Regions from separate parts of the Homo sapiens genome. Here all the other regions are linked to region 3. The links are chromatin contacts, found by Hi-C or POLR2A ChIA-PET in ENCODE. All regions are on one chromosome and are shown on one strand. The core of a region is the stretch at or near the end of the contact, and the rest is flanking DNA. Distances in the headings are between cores, read along the strand shown.

The links. Hi-C counts contacts between places; a loop is a spot of excess contacts on that map. ChIA-PET counts read pairs that join two places held with the same protein, here RNA polymerase II (POLR2A). Pooled maps may share reads with other maps.
Region 1: a loop to region 3 is called in a pooled map, with 3 times the contacts of the local background. The contact joins two enhancer-like sites. A Hi-C loop is called at or near these places in 1 of 50 pooled maps. POLR2A ChIA-PET finds 5 or more read pairs at or near these places in 3 of 52 experiments (H1, SK-N-SH and activated CD4-positive, alpha-beta T cell).
Region 2: a map of sigmoid colon shows a loop between it and region 3 (2.1-fold over the local background). The contact joins two enhancer-like sites. A Hi-C loop is called at or near these places in 1 of 168 maps with a recorded cell type or tissue (sigmoid colon) and 9 of 50 pooled maps. POLR2A ChIA-PET finds 5 or more read pairs at or near these places in 1 of 52 experiments (H1).

Annotation. Positions count from the first base shown.
Region 1 is chr9:129,736,125-129,739,255 of GRCh38, forward strand. It overlaps PTGES (prostaglandin E synthase), which reads right to left. Exons shown (of 3, transcript NM_004878.5): 3 at 2,225-3,131. Among named protein-coding and RNA genes, the nearest start is that of PTGES, 15 kb to the right of the region's middle. RefSeq lists an enhancer at 1,318-1,567. Within about 2 kb of position 1,612, at least 29 of the 41 ENCODE cell types and tissues checked have a DNase peak (open chromatin) inside an H3K27ac peak, as active enhancers do.
Region 2 is chr9:129,201,645-129,204,862 of GRCh38, forward strand. All of the region lies in intron 1 of LOC105376289 (a long non-coding RNA gene), which reads left to right. Among named protein-coding and RNA genes, the nearest start is that of IER5L, 25 kb to the left of the region's middle. RefSeq lists an enhancer at 1,146-1,440 and a silencer at 1,194-1,603. Within about 2 kb of position 1,292, at least 29 of the 41 ENCODE cell types and tissues checked have a DNase peak (open chromatin) inside an H3K27ac peak, as active enhancers do.
Region 3 is chr9:129,457,687-129,460,981 of GRCh38, forward strand. No RefSeq gene overlaps it. Among named protein-coding and RNA genes, the nearest start is that of LINC00963, 29 kb to the right of the region's middle. RefSeq lists enhancers at 1,000-1,049, 1,426-1,947, 1,948-2,468, 2,600-3,223 and a silencer at 2,863-3,152. Within about 2 kb of position 1,630, at least 34 of the 41 ENCODE cell types and tissues checked have a DNase peak (open chromatin) inside an H3K27ac peak, as active enhancers do.

The DNA of each region.
Region 1 (3,131 bases), core at 362-2,861, 280 kb after region 3:
CATACCCCATCCCTCCCCCATCCCCACTCCCTCCCCCTACCCCCACGCCCCTCCGTACATCTCCCCTCCACACCATCAACCCTCACACTTTTCCTCCCCAACTTTCCCCACCGCCCTCCACTTCCCAAGCTCAAGGTGGAGGGGTCTGGGGAGAGCTGCTGAGCTCTTCTCTTTGCTCCTTGCTTTCTTGGCTTGGATGGTCCCCTTAAAACCGCTCTTTCACCCCCCACCGCAGGTGAGTTGCCCCCTCCCCAGGCAGCCGCTCCCCAGCAGGGGTTAAAAGGCCCCATCTGCCTCCATCAGGGCGCTGAGCCTTGGGGTCATCACGGGCGCCGTCCTGCGGAGCCCGCCCACCCCAGGCTGGAGCTGCATGCATGGGGACGGGGGGCAGGATGAGGTTGCCACCCCAGCATCGGGCACCACCCCACCCTGAGGAGGCACTCACAAGCCGACAGAACAGGGGCGGTGCCGGGCAGGGGACCTCATGGTCTCGTGGTCTCTGCGGCTCCAGTGTGGTGGGGGCCGCCTCCTTCACCCACGCCCCAGGTTCACAGTATTGCCATGGGCATCCGATGCCCCTGCTCACCTGGGTCCGGTGGGTTCCCAGCAGGTTATTTTGCCCACAGAGCCCCTCTTTCCCCAGGAAGGAAAATATAAATATAAAAGCGCACGCTGCTGTGGCCAGGCACGGTGGCTCACTCCTGTAATCCCAGCACTTTGGGAGGCTGAGGCAGGCAGATCACTTGAGGTCAGGAGTTCGAGACCAGCCTGGCCAACATGGTGAAACCCTGTCTCTACTAAAAATATAAAAATTAGCCGGGTGTGGTGGCACATGCCTGTATGTAATCCCAGCTACTCGGGAGGCGGAGACAGGAGAATGGTTTGAACCTGGGAAGGAGAGGTTGCAGTGAGCCGAGATGGCACCACTGCACTCCAGCCTGGGTGACAGAGTGAGACTCCATCTCAAACAACAACAACAACAACAACAAGAATGCACGCTGGGTTCGCCTCCTGGATGGCCCCTGCCCTGGGATCTGTCCTCCCTCTGGCCTTACACTGTCCGAGCCCAGGGACAGCAGGCAAGTCACCTCTCCCCTGTGAGGAGACACCCCCTACAAGCCTCCTTCCTGTGAACCTTGCCTCTCTCATCTAAAAACCCTCACCTTCCTCATCTAGAAAGCGGAAATCCCTCCTGCCTCGGATTGTTTTGGGGATTTTTTTTTTTTTTTTTTGAGACATTTTCCCTCTGTTGCCCGGGCTGGAGTGCAGTGGTGGGATCTCGGCTCACTGCAGCCTCAACTTCCCAGGCTCAAGCGATCCTCCTGCCTCAGCCTCCCGAGTAGCTGGGACCATAGGCAGGCACCATTACACCCGGCTAATTCTTTTTTTTTTTTTTGGTAGAAAAGGGATCTAGCTCTGTTGCCCAGGCTAGTCTCAAACCCCTGGGCTCAGATCTTCCAACTTCGGCCTCCCAAAGTGCTTGAATTACAGACATAAGTTGGAAAAAAATCCAACTAGTATGCCCAGCCCAACGCTTAGCAAGCAGTAGGTGCTCAATACTGGATCGCGCCCTTCCCGTTTCTCTCCCGAGAGCCGCCGCGGCCCAAAAACAGAGGCGTCCCCTTACCACCAGGGGGCAGTGTTTCCCCTCTCAGCTCCGAACGGGACCCGGGGCCTCACGGCGCTTTCTGGCGGGGCCTGGGGTCCCTGCGCTGCTGGAGAACCCCCGGCACGGCAGGTCCCATCCGTTAGAGGGGCTCCGGCCTCGGGGTGCTGGGAGGGGGCGTTCAGGGAAAGTGAGGCCGTGCAGCACAGGGGCTCCGCCCAGGGACTTTGGCAGCCCCGACTTTCAGACCTGGCCCCGCACTTCCGGGCGCTGGCCTCCTGGAGTCTCCGTGTCCTGGTTGACGGAGCTGATAATGGCAGCCCGCGGGCGGGGCAGCCCCGCAGGGAGGGGTGACCTGGCCGGGGCAGGATTTGGGTGCTCCTGGCTCACCTCGCCAGATGCCACCTTACCCGCCCCAACGGGAGGCAGGAGGCTGCTGCTTGCTGTGTGATTAACACCCAGCCAGGGCGCGTTGGTGTCTGCGCCAGAGATCTTGTCCCGCCAAACTGGCTGTAGACAGTCACCGGCAAGAACGCCCAGCGCGCTGGAGCATCAGGCCAGCTTGGGCAGCAGGGAACACCAGGAACGCGCAACCCAAGACGAGGTGCTGGGCCCAGCTGGCAGACACTTCCATTTAATGACTAAAAATCACACATCTCAGGTCACGGGTCTAGGAGAAAACACACACACACACACACACACACACACACACACACACACACACACACGGATTCCCCATCAAGGGGACATTTGCAGTTTCCAAACCTTGAAGATACTGAAGGGACCAGAAAGTTCCTTTGAGTGGCTGGTCACCCAAAGCTCCCGGTCCTCCACCCACTGCCCTTTGGAGGGACTCAAACCTTGGGAGGAGAAGGCTGAGCTTCCTGTGGGCCCCTCCCACCCACACCTGAGCCAGAGAGAAGACTGCAGCAAAGACATCCAAAGCCAACGGCAAGGGAAGCGTCAGCGGGGGCAGAGGAGCCAGCCCTGTCCTTGGCTCACCCAGCTTCCACCATACAGGAACCCAAGACCCCAGCCTTGCTTCCACAGAGAACTGGCAGGGGTCCCCTGGCCTGGCCATCACAGGGACTCACATGGGAGCCTTTTAAAACTCCAGATGGTGGCTGAGCACAGTGATTCATGCCTGTCATCCCAGCACTTTGGGAGGCCGAGGCCGGTGGATCACTTGAGGCCAGGAGTTCGAGACCCTCCTGGGCAACATGGTGAACCCGTCTCTACTAAAAATACAAAAATTAGCTGGGTATGGTGATACGCGCCTGTAATCCCAGCTACTCAGGAGGCTGAGGCGGGAGAATCGCTTGAACCCGGGAGGCGGAGGCTGCAGTGAGCCAGATTGTACCACTTCACTCCAGCTTGGGCAACAGAGCAAGACTCTGTCTTGGAAAAAAAAAAATACAGATGGCCAGGCTTGCCTCTAGATTGGCTGGGCCAGAATTTCTGGGGTCAGTCTGAAAAGTCTGCATTCTTAGCCCGGGATTCAGATGATCATTAGGTTTGGGAATCT
Region 2 (3,218 bases), core at 42-2,541, 260 kb before region 3:
GAAGGGCTCCATGCTCAGCCCGCACTGGGCATCTCTGCCTGCCTGCTCAGGGTAGAAGGGCCACTCTCTTAGGGATGATTCAAGGGTCTTGGAGGCCCTATGCGGTCAATCTTGTTTTCCTGCCACATCAAGGGAGTGTGCAATTTTCGAGGCCCCGAGCCCTGTGTTTTCACTGAGGGCAGACATAGGGCATTCGCTGTCTTTGCCCGTGGAGCTGTTCCTCACACTAACCATGCAGGGCTGGGTGGGAGACATGTATGGGGGGTGGGGTGGGGTGGGAGGGGGCCAAGAAGACATGTAAGACCCGGGGCCCTGTCCTTGGGAGTTTAACATCTGGGTGGGCCTCCTTGGACCAACTTCCTCTGATCTGCTTGTGACTTCGGGAAAGTCCCTTCCTGTCTCTGGGACAATTTTTTTTTTTCTTTTTTTTTTTTTGAGACAGAGTCTCGCTCTGTCGTCAAGGCTGGAGTGCAGTGGCATGATCTCGGCTCACTGCAACCTCCGCCCCCTTGGGGCAAGCGATTCTCCTGTCTTAGTCTCCCAAGTAGCTGTGACTACAGGTGCGCACCGCCATGCCTCCCTAATTTTTGTATTTTTAGCAGAGACAGGGTTTCACCATGTTGGCCAGGCTGGTCTCGAACTCCTGGCCTCAAGTGATCCACCCACCTCGACTTCCCAAACTGCTGGGATTATAGGCACGAGCCACCACGCCTGGCCTCTGGGCCAATTTCCTCATCGGTATAATGAAGGGGTTGGCAGGGCTAGTTCTGAATTTTCCCAACCCACCCATAAAATTCACCCTTCAAATTCTAAAGATTCCATTCCGTGGTCTAACTCTGTGTGTCTGTCCTTGGTTCCAAAAGTCCCCGTCCTTGTGGCCCCTGTTGTTTTGGACCCATCACAGGTAATTATGTATTTGTGTGATTAAACATCCCTGGCCTGTCTCCCTGCCTGGGCTGTGTGCTCAGCAAAGAACCATGCCTGTCTCTGTCTTTGTCCTTTAAGAGATCAGCACAGGGCCTAGCGCATAGTAGGTGCTCACTAAATACTGTAGCAGCTGGTATTGTTGGGAAATGATGCTGGGAGAGGCTGCTGCTGGAGAGAAGGGAGCCACCGACCGCCCTGCAGGCAGTCAGCGCCCTCAGTCCCTTCCTCCTCGCGGGCCGCAGAGGCTCCCCTTTCCCCGAGACGATAAGAATGCCCAGACGCCCCAAAACCCAGGCCGCGCCCCTCCGGGTAGAACTACAGTCCCCAGAAGGCCGCGAGGGGCGGAGCCACCAGCGCCCGCCCCGCCCGGGCCCGCCATGCCGCACAGCATCATGGGAGTTGTAGTTCAGGCCCTGTCCCCCGGGCAGCCGCTGGCGCGGACGTTCGCGGAGCAGCCCGGCGCCCGCGCGGCTCACGGGGCCCTAGGACCCCTCCCCTGGGGGACCTCCACCCTCCGCAGGCCTTTTGAATTAATCCTACTGCGCCGGGGACCCCAGGACAGTTCTGTCGCGTACTCCCGGGACCCTTTAAGGGGCGGGGCTGGGATCCTGCCCCACCCTTGACTCCCCCACCCTCCTCTCTCAAACATCACCCCGGGCGCTTTAAAACGCTTGATCTCGCTGGAACCTTTTCGGTCTCCGTTAGCCACACCTTGATTGTCGAGTGTGTGTCTGGCCCTTTGGGGACAGCGCTTAAAGTCGGGGTGGGCGGGGGAGGGGATCACCGACATTCAGTCTTGAGTGACACACCAGATGACCCCACCGGAGAGGAGGAGGGTGGCACAGGGGCCTGACGGACCTGGGGTATGGGCAAGGCTTCCAGGGGCCGGTGACATTCAGACTAGGCCTGGGTTGGCCAGGGCAGGAGCAGGGAAGGGTGTTCCAGTCAGAGGGAACAGCATGAAGGAGGGCTTCGAGGCTTTAGGGGAAGCAAAAGAAGGCCTGGGAGGCTGGCAGGCAGAGAACGGCTGGGGAGGGGCCGCTGGGAGGGGTGGAGAGGTGAGTAGGGCCCGTGGGAAGCACCTGGCGAAGAGTGTTTCTGATCCCCAAATCCAGTATGCGTGCCGGGTTCTCGGGCAGAGTGGCCAGGCGGAACGTGACCAGGGTTCAGTGGCAGAGCCTGGAACCAGCCTGGGGGTCCTGCTTCTCAGGCCCCGGCGTGTCCTTAGGGGAAGGGGAAGGAGACTTCCCAGGGCAGGGCTGCAGCAAGAGCTGGCACAATGCCATCCTCAGGGGGCACAATGCCCCCTCAAATCCCAGAAGCAAGGGGTTTGAGGAGGGAGTATGGGATATATGGGGAGGAGCAACATCCCTGCTGCTTGGAGGGGGAAACTGAGACCCTCACAGATTTTTGCTGAGTGAGCTTCTGTGAGGTCCAAGAAAAATCTTTTCCTCCCCGGCCTCTAGCTGTCAGGAGCCCGCCATGAAAAATAGGGGAGGGTCATTTTCACACCCTCCCCCATTCCAGATGTGGCAGGAGCAGGAAGGATTTGTGCCAGATGTTGGGGTCTGCGGGCCCAGCAAGTTGCCTGGGGCTCTGCTATTGAAAAGTGAACCTTAACTGGGTTGGCTGCGCTAGCGGTGATGGCCGTGAGATCCTGGGGGATGTGCTCCGTGGCCCTGGTCATGTCTGAAGGGAGAGGCAGGGAGCCCAGGCCTCACTGTCAGCAGCACCTGACTTTTGCTTCCACGGTCACCCTGGCAGATCCTTCTCAGCCTGCTTGACTCAGGGCATGACTTCCCTGCCTGGATCCCAGGCTTCCTACCCTGCCCCTCGGGCCCCTGGACTTCTCCAGAGTGTTCTGGACACGAGTGGTCCAGCAGAAATGAAGCTCCTTACCCCACTGAAAACGTCGGGTGTCTGTGCCCTGGGTGAGGATGGCACCCAGTGTGGCCTCATCCCCCAGATCAGAGGCCTGGCTCTGCTGGGGTTTGTCTTTGATTAATAAAAAATGGGGAAGCAAATCAATTAGCCCTTCACAAATGCAACTCAGATGGCAGGAAAAAAAATCTCTCATGATGCTTGGGGGCCTCTTCTTCACAAAAAGATGGGAACACACAGAAAGTGTTGGCCCGAGACCCCCGCCTCCCATCCTGATGGGAACTGCACACGTGCTTGAACAGGGAGAGGACACTGAATATGTACAGATTAAAAACTTAGGGTATGTGGGGCCATGGGGGTGCGGGGAGGGGTGAGGGGGGCGTTTGTTCTTCAGGAGCCCCTTCTCCACT
Region 3 (3,295 bases), core at 380-2,879:
TAGGCAGGTGGAGGTAGCACTGGCATACAGCAAAGAGCACACTGTTTGAGACTCAGAATTCTATTCATAGCAAAATCCGACATGGAAAACATCCACACTCCTGAATCTGGAAAAATCTGGCTGATACAAGTCGGGTTGAGACCATCTCTAAGGTCAAGGAAAAGTGGATTCTGATCCTAGTTCTCATGCTTGGTTCTGTGAGATCTGAGGCAAGTCACCACATCTCCCTAAGCCTCATTTTTTTCTATCTGAAAACGGATATAATAGCAGCATTCACCTTCCAGGATAGCCAGGACATCCTATGATAAAACGCATGTGGGTCTGGCGTGGTGGCTCATGCCTATAATCCCAATACTTTGGGAGGCCATAGCAGGAGGATCACTTGAACCCAAGAGTTTGAGACCAGCCTGGGCAACATAGGAAGACCCTATCTCTACAAAAAATTAAAAACAAAACAAAACAAAACAAAAGTCCCAGCTACTCGGGAGGCTGAGGTGGGAGGGTTGTGTAAACCTGCGAGGTTGAGGCTGCAGTGAGCCGTGATCATGCCACTGCACTCCAGCCTGGGTGACAGAGCCCGACCCTGTTTCAAAACAAAACAAAACAAAAACCACATGTGAGGCCCAGAGCAGGGCTTTGCGGGTGCTCAGGGAGGCAGAGTGGCTCTTGCTATCACCTCGATCCCTTGATCCAAACCACTCCTGCTTGTACAAACAAGTGTCACTTGTCCAAAAGCCTGGGTGCACAAAGGTTTCCCACAAAGGGAAGCTTCCAGAGAGTCAAGAACCCTGGGGAACAGGCAGGCTCACAGCCACGGCTGCTGCCTCCAGTGCGGTCGTTCTGTGGCCTGAGAGCGTCACGTGCTCCTCATCCTGGACCATCAGGGGCTGGCGCACCCATCAACAGCTGGGTGACCCTGGACCAGTGGCTTCACGCCCCTGGTCTTGGTGTCCTCACCTGTGAAACACGGGCCTGAGAGTTACCGAGGAGCTATGCAGTTTGTCTCCATATCACCATCTGGCTTGCCCCTAAGCCCCCTTTCGCCCCCTACCCCCACAGGGGCGAGGTCAGCACCCTCTGCAGCTGGAGCTTTGAATGTGGAAGCCTGGGGGAGGTTCTGGGGCTGACATGGGTGCTGAGCTGGGATGAAAGCACAGAACGCCTGGGGGGAGCCCCTCTCCCTCTCCCAGACTTTGCTCCCAACCCGTCCTGAGCTCCCCTGCTGGAGCCTCGAGGCAGGCCGAACTTTGCAGCCCTGTCTGCCCACGGTCCCTCCTGCTGTGACTCCCTGCAGCCTGCATTTCATAGTCAGTAGTGGGGGTGGGGGATCCTTGCTGTGGGCTGGAGAAGTCATGGGGCCCTCCTCACAGTGGAGCCTTAAGAGATTGCCCCTATAGCCCCTGCCCCCGGGGGACCCCGGATGCTTCGCTGATCCAAGGGGCACCCACAGAGTCCATGGAAGATTAGGCAGCCCCAGTGACGAGGTTGTTGGATCTGTGCCACTCAGACCTGAGCTCGGGAGAGGTGCCCGTGCAGAGGGGGTAGGATGGAGGTGCCCCAGGGGCAGCAACAACAGAAGGTCCCAGCTCCCTCCAGCCCTGGGCTACTTCCTCTCCTTCCCCAACGGCTGCAGACTCTGGTTAAAATGGCACCTCCGCCATCTGTCGTCCCTCCCCCACCCCGTGGGCACGGCTGTGACGGGGGGCTGGCTGGCCTCGTAAACAGGCGGCTGGCGGGTCCCCAGGGCCGGCGGGTGATAGGGCTTGTGCTGGCACCGAGGCCCAGCCAAGAGCTGGAGCCGGAGAGGCCCCAGGGCGGCCGAGCTGGGGGGGGTAGGCAGGATACCAGGTAGCAGGAAGGTTTCCGCGCCTGAGGGGGCCTGGGTGGTGCCCCAGCTACCTGGCCGCTCCGGGACCTGTGGGGCCCCTTCTCCTAAGTATGCCCACCCCATCCCCAGCATCTCCAGTCCCGGCCCTCTCACATTCGCCTCACCGCGCTTCTGCTGCGCTTAGAGAATCTTAAATCAACACTGGGGTGTGAGAAGCTCCATGGAGCCCCCTAACTCCCCCGCCACTGCAGCGTACACCATGCCGTGGGGATCCTTGCTTTACAACCAGGGAAACTGAGGCCAGAGATCAGGGAGGTGGGAAGGCTGGGCGTGGACCAGAACTTTCCTCCACCTGGTTGCCAGCTAGTGGCGGTTGTGGGGTGAGGGGCTGTCCCAGGGGCCAAGCTCGGGGCCCTGACACTGTAAACAAGCCTCCCAGCCTCAGTTTTTCCATCTGGGGAATGGTGGAATCAAGGCGGCTGCGGAGGCGGGAGGGCTGTCCTGTGAGCCAGAGAGCACTGGGGACCTGCCGTTCTCTCACAGTCCCCTCACCTCTCCACGAGGGAGGACTCGGGGGAGCATCCCGGGAGGGGCTAGGGGTGGGCGCCAGGGGTGCCTGGGAGGGAATCTGTCCGGGTCAGTTCCCTGGCTACCCCTCCCTCCCCCTACCACGGTGCTGCCGGCCGCCCCCTCCTCTCTCCCGCCTTCTGACTGCCAGCTCCTCCCCGCAAAGCCCTCAGACCCCAGCTGCAGGGATTTACAGCTTTGACCAGCAGCTCAGCCTCCCCCTGCTCCTCCTCCCTCCTCCCCCGCCTGCATCTCCCCCCTCCAGCCTCCCTCCCTCCTCCTCTCCATCTTTCCCCTCCATTCTCCTCCTCCCTCCTCCTCCCCCCTCTCTCCTCCCCTCCCTTCCTCCCTCCGCCCTCCCGCTCCCTCCCTCCCGCTCTCCGGGGGAAGAAAGGTCACCGTGCAGCTGATTACTCAGAGCTCAGTTGCTGTAGCAACCGGCGGGGGAAGTGGGACAGGCTGGCTTTGAGGACGCGCGAGGTCGGCCGCGGGCGGCTGGAGCCGGCGCGGGCCTCTGTGCGCCGCGAGAGGGAGGCCGCCTGCAGCCCGGCTGCTCGGCCGCCGCGGGCCCGGCTCCGGGGGTTCAGTTTTAATGAAGAATCCCTGCTCCCTTCTCGCGCCCCTCCCGCTTTCTGCCCACCTCCCTGGGGTCTGGAAGGAGAGGGTCGCCCCTCCCCGCTTTGGCTGCTAAACTCTCTGGCTCTCCCCCCGGCCGCTGCCTGGGTTCTGGTGGCTTCCTTCCTCCTCCTTGTCTGTCGGAGCTCAAGGGACAAGCCCTTTCCCTGGCGCGTGCCTGGTGAAACCCTCGCACCCTTCCCCACCCCCACAAGCCTTTGGCATGGCCTGGGAGACTCCGGGCATCTTCAACCCAGCCAGGGACAAGGGTCCGCGGAGGGTCTG